Linked DNA regions of Homo sapiens: region 2 is linked to region 1. A link is an interaction called in ENCODE POLR2A ChIA-PET data of the cell type or tissue named here. Cell type or tissue: GM12878. All regions are shown on one strand.

Region 1 (5,000 bases):
TGTATCCTTGCATTGGTATTTACACATTTGTGGAGACTGCCACCTTTTCCAGCCTTCACAAGTGTTCTTTGGCAGGAATAGACCTTCACTGTTTATTCTAGCCTATGTTTCTAGATTGGTCAGCTAGTAATGACTCTGGGCAGGCAGAGCTTGCTCTCAGGTTCTCTAGATGACTGGGCTGCTACCTTTGCTCTGAATTTGTGTGGGGCAACTGGCTTGGTTCTGCTATCCAAAAAGACCACTGGCTTAATTCTGAAGTCAGACTGAGCTATGGAATCAGAATTGCAATTGCCTGTGATCTGGCTGAAATAGGAGTATTCTCTGATCAGGTGGTATCACTCTTTGAATCCAGCAGTTGAACAGGGCTGTAGGAGGAGTCTTGAGGTAATGTGGATTGGGACAGATGAACCAACTGCTATACTCAGTACAAATGTACAGTTGAGATTTGCCTCTCTCTCTGAGAAGGGTCTGAGGTGGGCTTTAAACTCCCTGATGTAGCAGAACTAGTGACTGCTTGTTGTCAAAATTCACTCAGGATCTGCTGTGGAACAGAGGCTGGCAAGACTGTCCTGGTGGTTCAGACTGGCTAGTAGTTCTGTGTAGACAGAATTACTCCCAGGCCATGGCAGAGAGGGGCTGGAGCCAAGACAGGGTCCCTTCAGGATGTGTTGTGCAACAGAGGCTGGCAAGCCTGTCCAAGTGGCTCAGATAGGTGTGTCTCCCAGCAGTTCCATGCAAAGGCAGGATCGTTTCCTGACTGCAGTGTGAAGAACTGGAACTGAGACTGAGCCCCTTCATGATTTTCGGTGGGACAGAGACTTAAAAACCTGTCACAAAGGCTTGGACAGGTAAATATCCCAACAGTTCCCTGTGTGGAAAGAATATCTCCCAGGCTGGGGCAGAGAAGTACTAGCACCAAGACTGGGCCCCTTCAAAATCTGTGAAGACAGAGGCCAGTAAGTCTGTCTCAGTAACTCAAATGGGTGAGTCTCCCTCTGCATCCTGTGTGAGCAATACTAAGCTGGGAACACAGCTGAAAGGGACTAGAGCCAAGTTGCAGGATAACTTTCAAGTCTACTACTGAAACTGATGTCAGCAAGCAGATGAGCCTTTCTGCTGAGGCAATAGTGTGCATGATTCCTCCTGGACCCTTTGGAAAATTGTTTTGTTTGTAGGTTCAAGGCAAGCCTTTAGGGAATGGGGCTGGTTTGAGGTTTGAACTCAGAAGCACAGTCAGCCAGTCTGACACCTAGGTGCAGGTCTGCACTCTCAAAACCACTATCCTAGGTCTTGGGCTCCACCAGGTTTCACAGCCTTCTACCTGAATCTCAGAGACCCAGAAGGAGACTTTTTTCTGTGGATGGGATTCTTACTGAGGGAAGATAAGAGCAAGTGACCCCCAATCCTCTAACTGGCTAACATCACTCCATCCAGAAATAACTTTTTAGTGATCAGGGTCCCTTTGAGGTGAAGCCCTTTAAGCTTAATGAGACCTAAAAGAAAAAGTGATCAGGAGATGACCATTTAAAAAACTACTTCAAATAGAATGCAGTTAGGCTGAAATGAACCAGAAACACTGATTCACTGACCTTCCTGAAATGTAAAACACTTTCTGGAACCAAGTGGATCTTTCTCATTGATTTTTCTAAAGCTCCTTAGGGCATCTTTAGTGCCACATAAAAAGTACTTGCCAAAGGAACCATGTAGTTTGTACTAGAAGCTCTTAAGTGAAGAGTTAATTCTCAAAATAGATTTTGGTTATCTCAGATCGCCACAAGATCAAGTGAAGAATCCCACAGATCTGGCTGGGTGCGGTGTCTCATGCCTATAATACCAGCACTCTGAGAGGCCGAGGCAGGCAGATAACCTGAGGTCGGGAGTTCAAGACCAGCCTGACCAACATGGAGAAACCCCATCTCTATTAAAAATACAAAATTAGCTGGGCGTGGTGGTGCATGACTATAATCTCAGCTACTTAGGAGGCTGAGGCAGGAGAATGACTTGAGCCCAGGAGGCGGAGGTTGTGGTGAGCCGAGATCACGCCATTGCACTCCAACCTGGGCAACAAGAGTGAAACTCCATCTCAAAAAAAAAAAGAAAAAGAAAAAGAAAGAAAGAAAGAAAAAGAAAAGGAAAGGAAAGAATCCCACAGATCTCACAATCTTTTTTCTGTCAAATTTTAGTCATTCACTCATTCATTCAGCTAATGTAGCACATATTAACTGAGGCTCCAGTTAACTTGTTAGGCAATACTTATGCCTTCATGAGTGCTCTATCACTTTTTAAAATTGAAACAGAAATAAGTAGATATAAGTAGATTAGAACATGTATCCATTCATCCACATTATCCATGCTGAGACACTTTAAAGCCAAAATTGGGTTTTTTAAATTTTATTATTTATTTATTTATTTTGCCTACGTGGTCATGTCTGATACCTGTTTGGGTAATGATTAGAACATAGTGACAGATGTAGAAATATGACTCAAAACTAAACTGGGGCAGCTTTCCCAAAAAAGTAACTGAAGACTGTGTTCAAGCCTTGCATATACATAGACACCTGCTATATTTGCATAGCCCAGGCTTGCAGGAAACTCTAATCAATCATTTTCTGTGTGTAGAATTATTCAACCAGAAAACCATTACTTATTTCACCAGAAAAATTTTGTTTTTTCATTGCTGCTAGATTAGTTACATCCCATCTCCCCACTTCCCTCTCTTCATCAGCAAACAAAGTTTATACCAAATTATATGGATCAATGTCTCAGCCTATAAGAAATTTTGGTTTATTTTTAAATTTTCAAAAAGGTGGATTCTTTCATTTCTTTTGTTAATGTGCAATAAAAATTCTATCTTCTCTTACATATTTCTTTAATTATATTTATTGAGTGTTCTTCACTGGGCCAGGTGCTAGAAAATTTGTAAACAAAAGGAGAGAAATATTGATTAAATAATCATTAAAAAGTAAGCAATTACAAATCATGATGACTGATAAGAAGGAAAAGTAGAAGTTGCTACCTGGAAAGATAAAAAGGGGGAACCTGATAGAGTTGTGGGATTGGGGGGGTTGTGGGTCAATAAAGAAGCAATGATTGAGCTGAGATTTTAATAAATAGACATTAACTTAGAGGAAGTTCAGAGAGGGGGATCAAGAGAGAGATGAGAACGTTGCAGGCAAGGAAAAATAAAGTATGTGCCAAGGCCCTGAGGCAGGAGGGAGACTGCGCGTTGAAGGACTGAAAGGTTTAAGAGAATATAGGAAATACCTGAGAAAATGGCCAACTAGAAGTAGCTAGTGTGCACTGCTCTCACAGAAAGGAATGGAAGGGGTGCATAAATACAGCATTTTCAACTGATACATCCAGGTAAATGCATTGGGTCTAATCAAAGAAACAATTCAACCCACAGAGAATCGAGAAAAGCAAGGCAGGTTGATAGCCCACCCAGGAGTAACACAGAGCCAGGGGAACCTCCTCTACCCAGGGAGGTGGTGAGTGAATGTGTGACCCCAGGAACCCATGCTTCCCTCATGGATCTTTGCAACTCTTAGGTCAGGAGATCCCCCTGTGAACCCATGCCACCAGGGCCTTCAGTCTGGCACAGAGCTCTGGAGTCTTGGCAGAGCAGCCACTCAGGCACATGCAGAGACCTGGGAGCCTTAGATACCCAGGCTTTCTGGGCTTCCCAACAAAAGCAGCTGCAACTCCAACAAAGTGGGAGGTTAGACCCCTGAATATATCCCTAGGAAGGGAACTGAATCAAAAGGGCTGAGCAGCAACAGCCTGCAGACCCCACTTCCATGGCACCTCGCGGGATAAGACCCACTGGCTTGGAACTGCAGCCAGCCACCGGTAGCAGTGTTACACCTCCCTGAGATGGAGCTCCCAGAAGGAGGGGCATGCCACCACCTTTGCTGTTCGGCCAACTGAGACATTCCAGGTTTCTAGCTTTGGAGAGTCTGAGGTAACCAGGGGCTGAAGTGGGTCCCCAGCACAGCGCAGCAGCTCTATGAAAACATGGCCAGGCTGTTTTTTTTAAGAGGGTCCCCCATCTCATTCCTCCTCACTGGGCGGGACCTCCCAACCACCATCCCTAGCTATCCCCACCAGTGTTCTCCAGCTGACAAGAGGTTTCAAACCTCCCTGGGATGGAACTCCCAGAGGGAGGGGCAGGCCACCATCTTTGCTGTTTGGCCAACTTAGCTGTTCTGGCCTTTGGGCTTTGGAGAGTTTGAGGCAACTAGGGGCTGAAGCAGACCCTCAGCATAGCCCAGCTGCTCTGCAAAAATGTGGCCAGACTGCTTCTTAAAGTGGGCCTCCGATCTTAGTCCTCCTCACTGGGCAGGACCTTCCAACCAGGGCCTTCGGCTACCCCTACCAGTGTTCTCCAGCCAACTGAGGTTTTAAACTTCCCTGGAATGGAGCACTCAGAGGGAGGCACAAGCTGCCATCTTTGCTATTTGGATGACTTAGCCATTCTGTCCTTTGAGCTCCGAAAGTCCAAGGTGACCAGGGGCTAAAGCAGACCCCCAGCACATCACAGCTGCTCTACAAATGTGTAGCCAGACTGCTTTAAGCAGGTCCCCAATCCCATTCTTCCTCACTGGGCAGGACTTCCCAACTGGGGTCTTCAGCTATGCCAAGCAGTGTTCTCCAGCTGACAGTGGTTTCAAACCTCCCTAGGACAGAGCTCCCAGCAGGCAGGGCAGGTGACCATCTCTGCTATTTGGGTGACTCAGCCATTCCAGCCTTTGGGCTTTAGAGAATCCAAGGCAACAAGTAGCTGGAGCAGATTCCCAGCACAGCACAGCTGCTCTATGAAAATGTGACCAGACTGTCTTTTAAAGGATATCCCCAATCCCATTTCTCCTCACTGGGCAGAACCTCCCAACTGGGGTCTCCGGGTACCTCCTACAGGTGCGTTCAGGCTGGCAACAGATCTCTCCCTGAGACACAGCTCCCAGAGGGAGAGGCAGGCCACCATCTTTGCTGTTTCACAGCCT
Region 2 (5,000 bases), 1.7 Mb before region 1:
TCCTATCTATATGTAAGAATGCGCTGGGTTCCTTAGCACTTAATGCAGGCAAAAGTCTAAGACTTAAATGGTAAGTACATTTAGCAGGTAAATGTTTAGATAAATGATTACTTGTAGTTTTATTTTTCCAACTCTTTCGGATCAGAAACAAACCAACAAATCAGATCAACTACTGATCAGATGCAATTGCGTAAATTATACTCTACTACTTTTGTGTTGGGATGGTAGAGAATAAACATGAGGTGAATAGGATTCCCACATTAATCCTTTATTGAGGTTAAAATTCCTTGGGGATAATTCCTTTCTACATTACTACAGTATACAACTATAGAAAAAGAACAAGAACACTAACTCTGAACCACAACCAATTCTGGCAAACAAACCATTCACCCCTTTTCAAATAATACTGCATTATCTCCAGTATTAGTAATACTAATAGATATAGAAATATTCAGAAATTCCATGTTTCAAAAGTTGTAGTGGCCATAGAAAAATTATTCCTTCCTTTCACATCATTACAGCTAAAAAGCCAACTAACCTAAGATGGATTTAGTTATCTGAGATGGAATATTGACATGATTAGTCAAGATAGCAAATCTGGAGTCTGAATGACAGACACTACTTGATTTCGGTTTTAATGCCTCAGATCCATTCTATCCTTCCAATTTTCCTACGTTAGCTGACTCTGGGCAAAAGTGAAGAAAGAAGGAGCTAAAGAGAGAGCACTGTCTAGAATATACATTTATTTGTCTTACAAGTTCGCAGGTAAATTAGAGATAGCTTGAATGTACCAAATGAGGTTAAAAAAAAAAAAGAGTACTCACTATATAGAGGGCAATGTCCTAAATTATATTCTTCGATTAGTAATTCAAGAAGATTGGCTTTTTATAATTAATGTGAAAAGACATGTGAAACCATGGAAATTTGGATAATTTTCTTGGCCAATCATCCTCAATACATGGAGATCATGAGGTGTTTAGTGGCAAGTACTTGGGCCCTCTTCATAAACTCTGTGACAGTGGCAAGGGTAAGACAGACCTATTCTTAGGTCCGTGTGAATTAAACTGGTTGTGGTTCTTGTTGAATTCTGAGAAGAAATGAGGAATGCTTCCAGTCACTTTGCAAATAACTCTATCATGATCAAGTTACTCCCATGGGATGGTGCTACAAAATCAATACATAGTTCATGGTTTTCAGCAATTAGCAATTGAATTAATTCTTCTACTCATCAAGAATTCTTGGTGGTGTCATTAACTTTAGTGAGAAATTAAAAGAACACATTGTAGCAACCAAATACTGATACATTACTACTATGATCGTGTTCATCTTGTGCTTCCCACTGACTGTGCAATTCTGCTGCTGCATCCAAAATTAAAACACTGGGTTGCTTTATTCTAGTACAGCCTCATGGAAATCGGCTCTCTTTCAAATCTTTAAAGTAGAATACGGGTCTCACCTGCCACCATCTGACTTTACCGATCTTCTGGAGGATGCATTTCTTATATTCTGCCAAACCCACTAGTAATTACACTATAACTTCTTACTATGGGTTGTATTTAGTTGCTCCTTTAATTTCTGCAACATGAAGAACTGGTCAGGATCTTTCCTTCCACCATGATAAATGACAATATAATTTTGTTAAGAGACAGCATTGGTTGGTTGCATGGTAGACTCCGCATCTGTGGAAATCACTGTACATCTTATCTCAGTTAGTAAGAAGCTAGAGTATGGTAAGATGGTACAGCTCTGCAACACAGCACAAGGATTTCATGGGTCATTTCTTTAAAAACCTGCATAATACCTAATGGTGTAAATGAAAAATACATTTTTGATAATCCATACATTCAACAAATGTCCTAGTCTCAGGCATTTATTTAGATGAGTTAGAAAACCCACAAGTTATTTAGACATAGCATCCTTCTGTTCAGTGTTTTCTATTTCACTTGCTTCAAGAACGGAAAAAAATCCCACTTATTCTCAGAATGAAGAAGCAGGCTGGCTGACACCAACTTCGATATGCTCCAAGCAAACTACTGAAATACAGAATCTGCTCAGGCTTCCGCTTAGTGGTTCCGGTTAACAGTTTATCTGAAGTGCGTGGGTGTGAACTTATAACACTTCCTATTGTTCAGCATGGGGTGTGTGTGCCTCTGTCTCTAATAAGATCACCTCACCCTTTACCAAAAGGTCCTGTATCAGGGCAGAGGGGTGGGGAAGATGTTGGTGAACAGGCTGTCAACACAATTCTTTATTGTGAATAAATCCTATCTCAGATTAGAGCAGTATAAACCAGAAAGTAATGTTCTTCCCTACCTTTCAACTGAGAACACAGAACCACAGCAATTTGGTGTCCTCACCTTGAAGGAGTTAAGCCCCTGCTTTGAGAGATAAACCTTTTCATGTCATACAGCTCGAAAGTTCATTCAAAACGGGGCTAGACTTTCCTAAATCCTTATCCAAAATATTACAGACTATTCATGTGTCATTAGGTCCTAAAAATACAGATAAATGGGCACTTCAGAGGCTATCTGACTTGGATACTCCCGAGCCATGAAGGGAATAAGGATACTTCCAATTCCCGAACTTGAGAGAACAAGACAGCTCCCACGCACCGTTCACAGGGCCATATACCTTTATTCTAAACAAACTAATACACTGTCAAAAACCTGCCGGATTAAGCTTTTCAACTCTCCTCCCTACTGTGGTCTGAGTGTTCCAAGTCTTTTTCTAAACCTCACTCCTAGGCTTGAAGATAGATTAGCTATAAAGGACGATCAGCCAACAGGTAGAAAACAGAAGTGAGTATGATGTGGTCTATGTGAATTATGTCCTCATAAAAGCCCTTAAAGACCAACTTATAAAACGTTACTCACCCAGCCTGCTATCATAGATTCAAACCAGAACTTTTCTTTTATTAATTAAACATACTAAAACTACACAATGTTTTTCGCATGGGTCCTCCTCATAACTCTGTGACAGGTGCGAGGGTAAGACAGACCCTTGCAAGTTGGTTTAATAGTCTGATCACTAATACCCATGAGATCCCTTTTGGGGAGATACCTTCCCACAGAGAACTTGGGGCAAAGAAACTGAAAAGTCTCTGGCAAGGCAAAGGACAAGTTAAGTCAGAGGATACATGGTGATGCACGGACTTCTAGACTTAACTATTTAAGTCAGCACAGCTTTGATTAAAGATAAACTGGAGTTGGCCCAGCGCAATGGCTCACGCTTGTAATCCCAGCACTTCAGGAAGCCAAGGCAGGCAGATTGCTTGAGGTCAGGAGTTCGAGACTAGCCTGGCCAACATGATAAAACCCTGTCTCTACAAAAATGCGTGGTGGTGGGCACCTGTAATCCCTGCTACTTGGGAGGCTGAGTCAGGAGAATTGCTTAAACCTGAGAGGCGGAAGCTGCAGCGATCTGAGATCATGCCACTGCGCCCCAGCCTGGGTGACAGAGCGAGACTCCGTCTCAAAAAAAATAAAAAAAATAAACTGGAGTCATAAAACATTTACATACAGAGGATTCTCCGCATTAAAATGAGACATTTTTAGTCTGGATGACTGCTAAGTGGCCTGAAAGGTGTGGGAATATAATGTGCTTTGGGTTTGACTGAGGCACAACTCTCAGGGTGGCGGCTGGCACAGCTCAGCCTGGGTCCCACTGCACTTGCCACTCCACTCAGGACCGACTCTGGGGAGGTGAATAAAAACTGTGTCTTTGTGGATAAAACAGCCATTAAATAAAAGATGGAACTTTAAGGAAAGCTTCTCAACTTTAGTTAACTTCAGATGTGAAGACATGAATAGTAAATAGGCAGTATGACCAAAAATGTGATTTGGTTGAAAGCAGGAACCACTTCTAACTTTGGGAATCTTGAGGATCTGCGAGGCATCCCCTGTGAAAGTCCATGATGTCCTGAAGTACATCAACTACCATGCTGAAAATCTGGCATTCTCATCAAAACACACCCTTTGCAATAGCTTTAAAGCTCAGGCATACAATTCCAAGGTCTACTGGGCCACGTGAAAACCCACTTGTGGAGGGAAAGGTCTATTCTCCACATTTGGGTATGGCATCGCTAGCCCGGCCTTCCCCCAGGAAGTCCGGATTCATAGCACTCTGCTATCTGTAAGAAAAGAGGTAGGTTCTGAACTTTCCTCAGGCAGAACACCAGACATAAAATGCTGAACAGCCACCAGCTCCATTCTCTCGAATCCTCGCTTTGATGTAAGGTAAGAGGCGGCGGGGAGAACACCAAATAGAGGGATGGTTTATATTTCTCTCACCAGGGCAAATTAATAAAAACAAAACCTAATTTTTCCCTTCTCTCACCCATTCTTATTCCTCCTCAATATTTTTCCTCTTTCTAAGATTCCTTTTTTGTTTGAGAAGCTTAATATTTGGCTGCCTCTGAAGAAATGGGTATAGTGACAGATGAAAGACTTGTATTCATCGTCTAATTCAGAATAAGGGGAAAAATCGACTGCTGTGCATTTTAGATTCTAACAACCTTGCAATTTTGTATAGTCGTTTCCCCCACCCGTTCTTTTGAAGAAATCTGCTTTTATTCTGCTAATAACTAACCACAGTTGCAGCAGCATGGATCCGATTAGCAGTTCTTATGACACAAAGGGGAGAAGAAAAAAAGCTGTGAACAGGGTTGCCAATTTGTCCACCTGGGCCCCCAGGAGAAAGATTAGCTGAGGCGCCTGCCTGCTCCCTTTCTTCCACTTGATCGCTGCTCTGTGCTGCCGGATAGAGACAGGCCTTTTTAAAGCCAAGGCACTTTCCTTTAATCAAAGTTTCACTCGCCTCCACCCTCTCTTGTCACAAATTTCTCATTCTGGGTTCCAACGCTTCGTGACAACTCTGCCTGTAAACATGGGTGGTTGGCTATGAGAAGTGCCACATGCGGATGCTCACTCCCTTGGAGTCATTTTGCACCTAAAAGAGAATATAGCACGTGAGCGCTTGCTGTGCCCTGTAGGTACGAGGGA

Evidence for each region. ChIA-PET counts read pairs that join two places held together with the same protein. Peaks named below come from ENCODE experiments on the same cell type or tissue, not always from the same donor. Only the 100,000 strongest peaks of a DNase experiment are listed, where the experiment ranks them.
Region 2: POLR2A ChIA-PET joins it to region 1 with 5 read pairs; 1 of 35 experiments calls an interaction of 5 or more read pairs at or near these places.

What each region holds. Positions count from the first base shown.
Region 1 is chr6:155,349,050-155,354,049 of GRCh38, reverse strand. No RefSeq gene overlaps it. Among named protein-coding and RNA genes, the nearest start is that of TFB1M, 37 kb to the right of the region's middle. In GM12878, no CTCF peak of the experiment used is centred here; DNase peaks (open chromatin) are centred at 1,089, 2,251 and 2,509; H3K27ac peaks cover 4,832 bases.
Region 2 is chr6:157,097,455-157,102,454 of GRCh38, reverse strand. All of the region lies in intron 5 of ARID1B (AT-rich interaction domain 1B), which reads right to left. Among named protein-coding and RNA genes, the nearest start is that of TMEM242, 220 kb to the left of the region's middle. In GM12878, no CTCF peak of the experiment used is centred here; a DNase peak (open chromatin) is centred at 2,094.